Linked DNA regions of Homo sapiens: region 2 is linked to region 1. A link is a loop called in an ENCODE intact Hi-C map of the cell type or tissue named here. Cell type or tissue: ascending aorta. All regions are shown on one strand. Each heading gives the region's core, and the rest is flanking DNA. Links, peaks and the distances in the headings are about the cores only. Region 1 has its middle 40 kb from the start of KCNA5. Region 2 has its middle 27 kb from the start of KCNA6-AS1.

The links. Hi-C counts contacts between places; a loop is a spot of excess contacts. Peaks named below come from ENCODE experiments on the same cell type or tissue, not always from the same donor. Only the 100,000 strongest peaks of a DNase experiment are listed, where the experiment ranks them.
Region 2: a loop joins it to region 1, with 7 times the contacts of the local background. A loop is called at or near these places in 87 of 110 quality-filtered maps.

What each region holds. Positions count from the first base shown.
Region 1 is chr12:5,082,748-5,085,560 of GRCh38, reverse strand. No RefSeq gene overlaps it. Among named protein-coding and RNA genes, the nearest start is that of KCNA5, 40 kb to the right of the region's middle. In ascending aorta, for the core only: CTCF peaks have their summits at 927 and 1,127 (motif pointing right); a DNase peak (open chromatin) is centred at 1,390; H3K27ac peaks cover 1,956 bases.
Region 2 is chr12:4,856,653-4,859,465 of GRCh38, reverse strand. No RefSeq gene overlaps it. Among named protein-coding and RNA genes, the nearest start is that of KCNA6-AS1, 27 kb to the right of the region's middle. RefSeq lists enhancers at 1,449-1,743, 1,272-1,915. In ascending aorta, for the core only: CTCF peaks have their summits at 779 and 1,589 (motif pointing left); a DNase peak (open chromatin) is centred at 1,565; H3K4me3 peaks cover 665 bases.

The sequences.
Region 1 (2,813 bases), core at 102-2,601:
AGAGAATGGAGCCTGAGTGATGGTCTCTGGGACAATAAGCAAGGAAGAGAAATGAGGAGAATGGATCTGGAGGAGACAGCAGAATGGCCAGCCTACAGAAGTGAGAAGAAAGCATGTTGTGAGAGGAAATTAATGCGGTGGGCGGTGGAAGACTATGGGGAATGGAGATCAGCAACCATGTGTGGCTGGAGCTCAAATTTGGTGTGTGTGGTGGGACACAGGTGGCAGGGAGGAGAGGAGCTGGGGATGAGGCTGTCGATGCAGTCAGGAGTCAAGGATGTTGTGCAGGAGGCCAAGACGGTTAAGCTTTGTGCTGGCTGCAGTGAAAACCATGGCAGTTTTATTTTGGTTTTTGTTTTAAATCAGGTGTGATTGGATCTTTGTCTTAAACATACAACTGACTCCACCATGGAAGGGCGTGAAAGGGGAAGAGACTAGAGAGCAGGGACCAGGGATCATTGCAGTCATTGCAGTAGAGATGGGAGGACTTGAACCATGAGGGAAGTGAGGTTGGAGTAAAAGGGCATGAGGGAAGAAATCATTGCAGCTTGAAAATAGCAAAACTGGGACCACAGAAGGGAAGGCCTCTGCACTCTAGTCCCAGAAGCAGCATTGCAAAGCAATCTGGCTTTGGACCAGACATTTCAGTTCCCCTACCAAACAGCTGAGACAATAATCTTGTCATTGCCCACCTTACAGGATTTTAGGGTCAGGCTCAAATAACAGAGGTACTTCGTAAAAGTAAAGGGTAAGACAAAGGAAAAGTGGTACTGGGGTCATTGTCATGGTTAGTGGGGCCTTGCTGATAACAATGGTTTTGTGATACCGTGAAGTTGTAATAAAAAATGCATGTACAGAGAACAGTAGCCCTTTCCTTCGGGCCTGGGAGGTGGGTGATTCACCCCGAACGCATTCCTCCCCAGGACCCCTCCTTTGTCACCTGGATTTTCTGAGCTCAGCTAGCTGATGCATATTTATCAACTCAGAGGTCTGATCCCCTGGCTGGTCAGTTACCTTTATTCATGGAAACAAGTCAAAAATATCTGTTGAATGGTGACTCTTTTCTGCTAGTTTGTGTACTGTTGGGCAGAAGAAAAAAATGGTTGCGATATGGCATTTAACCATCAGGTGTCACCCAAGGACCATGTCCAAGATTCAGCTCTGCCTTCTAGCCTTTGATGGAAACTCATCCCCTTCCCTCCAAAAAAAAAAAAAAAACACACACAAAAAAAACAAAAAAACAACAACAAAAAAACCCTAATCAGGAGAACCAGAGAAGACGCTCCAGGCTTTGAAATAGTTTTCTATGGGATACAAGTCTGTGGTGACAGAATAAGGGCAGAGGGCCTAAAACTACACTCGTTGTGATGGATGGAAATGAGTCAGGAAAAAGAACATTCCAGGGTTGATATGCGCTCGCCAATGGAATGGAGACTTCCATCTTTAGAGGACTTTCCAAATGATAGCCCCCTTTAGCAGTCTAGAGACAGGCGATGGGAAAGCCAGCTTCTGCAGAAACCTGTCATTGCTTCCAACCCAGGAGGCATATTTTGGAGCACATGAAGGTTGGTTTATTCTTGTGATTTTAGGGCCTGTCTCCAAGCTCTGAAAGTTCTTGCAGCTCTTGCTACCTAGTTTAGGAATTTTAGAAAAGATAAGAGAAAATGTGGGCAGAAAAAAAATCTGAAATTGTGCACTACATTCCTTTCATTTAATAATTATAGGTAAATTTGACTGAGTACATAATACATGCACAAAGCATTTTACAGGAACAATCTGATTTCATCATCACAGCAAACCAATGAAGTGGAGGCAATCCTCATTGCACGGAGTATTAACTTGCCCCAGTCCCACAGCAAGTAAGTGGCAGAGTTGGGACTTCTACTCAGTTAGACCTCAAAGCTCATCTTCACACCTACAACATGTGGGAGCCTCCTGGTGTGTGCTGGGGATGGCATGGCTGCTGTGCCAGGGGCTGGGCATAGAGATTGATGAGACACAAGTTTCTGACCTTAAGGGAATCTGGAAGATGACTGACACATGAATGAGATACAAGGTGCCAAGACTAACATACAGTGCTCTAACAGCCCAGAGGATACACCAGTTAATGGCCTGAGGGGTCATCAAGTAAAGTTTTGAAAACCTGAGAGGCAAAGAAGGCCATTCCGGGCACAGAGGAGAAGTGGTGCCAAGACACAGAGGCATAAGCTTACACAATGTCCAGAAAGAAGGTTAGTACATGATGCATAAAAAACAGAAGGAGATGAAATTAAAAGCATCAGTGAGGGTTGACACATGTATAGCCCAACATGGGGGTTGGATTTTCAACATCAAGGCTGGAGGTGGTGGTTTGGGCCAATGCGTTTTGGAGGATGGGGAAGGGAGAGGTGCTTTGCAGAAGGACGATGGTGTATGTTCCCACTGGCTGCACAGTCCTGAGGGCTTTTCCACCCTCCCATGGTGAACCTGAGCAAGTTCTTGGTACCTTAGTCAGGGGGGAAGGAAAAGGACATCTTTCTATGTTAAAATGAATGAAGAATAAATCAGAAATTTGAGTACCACTTTGGAAACCTACTGGGAAACTCCAGCTTATCTACTGAGGTTCCTAAAGGACCAAAGCCTCAGGCTCCTAGACAAAGCTTTGTGAAGCATAGGCAATGGTCAGGGCACAGTGGGAATTGCAGAAGGATGGGGCGCTGGCACTGTGGTTTTTAGGGACACTGCAGAAGAAGTTTCCTTTGGAACAAAGAGCTCCCTATTAAGAGTCAGGAACTAGAGTCTCAGCTTGTATTTGCCATCATTCTACATAAGTA
Region 2 (2,813 bases), core at 145-2,644, 230 kb after region 1:
TCAACAAAGGTGAAAAGGAACCCTTTTGGGAACTGTCACTCAGAAAAGTCAGAACTCCTATCCAGGACTTGAGTGCAGGAGAAGGGGAGCCCCATGGACTTCTTTGTGTAAGATCCTTTCTGTGGCTGGCAGTGAGAGAATAGCATAGAGACATGATTTTACCTGCTAAAAATGTTTTAAGGAATATGAAAAGGATGCATACATACACACACACACACACACACACACACACACACACACACACACACACGCTTTTCAATTATGAGAGACAGGGTCTGCTTATTTTGCTCATGCCAGAAAACTATCACAGTAAGCTGGAGAAAAGTCAGGCTGCAGCTTAAGAAGGAAGACTCCTGGTCCCTCTGTTTAGCTGTGATGGGGGCTCCCTCCGAACAGTGAGTTGCATGTGTTGGTCACAGGGACAAGTGAATGTTAGTAAGCTAATGAGATCATTTTTTGGAACTATACGCCAAGTCCTCAAACTAAATGTTTATAGCTAATGTTTTGTTATGATAATTTGCCATTGAGGTGTACACCCTCATGCCCACAAACACACACGTTATGGAAATTTGTTCCTCGAATTAATACCTATGCAGCCCACCATGGATTCTGCACGTCCCAACATCACCTGGGCTCATATCTTATCTCCGAAACCATTAGAAGGCCACTGTCATGCCGAGAAAGGGAACAGAGTGGTTTTTAGGGACTGAAATGCAAGTCCCTGCGGGATCACTTGTTAGAGATTAAGCTGTTTCCAAAGCTGTGGTCCTGGGAAAGAGGCTTAATGAGGGAGAAAGAGGCAGGGACGCCACGGACCGGTTAGGCGGCACGTTCCTGCTCAGCAGGCACTGTGGCTGTTATGCTGCCCTCTGTGGCGGTCAGAATATGCGTGTCCCCAGAAGACAGCAGCTGACAGGGCATGCGGCAGCACTCACAAGAGGTCATGACCCATACTTGTTTGCAAGTTCAAGGCAGGTAAAATAACCTCTCAGTCATTTTTGTCTTCTTAGCCCCAAAACCTGCTTTCCTGTCTTTTTCTCCCTTAGGAATTACTCTGCCTCCCCCACCCCAAGGGACCTCATCCTGACCTATGCCACAACATTCAGGGTTGACAGCCACCTGCAAGCTGGCCAGTCCAAACCCCAGGCATGCCTCCCCTTCTCTCCACGACGCTCCTGGGCAGGGAACATCTGGGTCCCGCCAGCCCAGCCCTCCCTTGCTGGCATTTTGCCCAGCTCCTTTCCCTCTCTCCTGAGCTTACTCTATCTGCAAAGCCAGGAGAGCGACCTGTGTTTCTTCTCATACTACAGGTCACCCGCGGCATAAACGGCTTAATGTGGATGTACTTTAAGGAAAGGGAGGAAAACCAAACAACTTAGAAAATCAACCATCCCCCCTCCCTGCCAAGCCTTGGTTCTCGACGGTGTCTGTGCACATCAAGATTGCAGCGATGTGCGGGGGCCTCGGGCACGCAGTGTTGCAGTATTTTCTGAAAGGCTTTGCTCGCTCTCTTCAGTACTTTTCCTCTTCTCACAGCCTGGAGCCTGCAGAGAAATAGCCCTGGTTCCCCCTAGTGGCAGAAGCTCATAGCGCCGACCTGGGACACTTCCCACGATCGTGGTAATTAGCCAGTAGTTTAGTTACAACCACACTCTCATTAACTAACAGCGGGAGAAGAGACTGTCCCTGTTTCCTTGGAGACCTAGCAGCGCGTGCTTCTATTGCATTGACTGTTCCTGTAAGCTCAAAAGCCCCCAGGTTGTTATCGCATAGTGTTTACTGCATTGGATGGAGACCAAGACCTGGTAACACTGTGTTCCCCGCCGGTGCTTCTCAAAGTGTGGTCCTTGACCTATGCATCAGCATCACCTGGGAGCTGGATAGAAATGCAAATTCTCAGGCCTCTTACGCCTACTGAGTCCATAACTCGGGGGTTCAGAGCCCAGGAATCTGCATTTTGACAAGTTCTCCAGCTGATTCTGATCCACAATGAAGAATGAGGACTGACCTAGACAAAGCATGCCCTGGTATTTTGTTCCTATTAATAACCAGAAACAGCTGGGCACAGTGGCTCACACCTGTTATCCCAGCACTTTGGGAGGCCGAGGCAGGCAGATCACCTGAGGTCAAGAGTTTGAGACCAGCCTGACCAACATGGAGAAACCCCATCTCTACTAAAAATATAAAATTAGCCGGGCGTGGTGGCACATGCCTGTAATCCCAGCTACTCAGGAGGCTGGAGATTCGCTTGAACCCGGGAGGCGGAGGTTGCAGTGAGCCAAGATCACGCCATTGCACTCCAGCCTGGGCGACAAGAGGGAAACTGAAAAAAAAAAAAAAAACAGAGACTTTTCCCATTAAAGAGCTAAACAAAAGGAAGTGGAAAGATACTTCTTCCTTGTTCCAAGCAATATGTACCCAATATGATTCCAATCAATAACATTTATGTATTGACTGGAATGAGAAATGCCTTCTCCCAGGTTTGTCTCTAAGGAGATTCCCCTACTCCCCCCATCGTCATCCACTTCGTCATCTAAACCCGCCTTGGAATGGAGTCACTGAAGCATCTCCAAGAGATGAAGCAGTACTTGGAAATTAAAAGCAGTGAGGACTCTGTCACCAGCAGGCGAGGTGGCCTCACAGAGCCCCCTGAGCTGGCACCGGCTGGCACAAGGTAAGCAGGACCAAAAAAGAAACCAGACACCAGGCAAGTGACTGTTGACACAGGAAATGTAAGCCTTAGCCCTGTGCTTGCACTTTTCCAGCCTAGTGCTGTGAAATGCATAAATTACTGTCAACATTGTTGAGCTCAG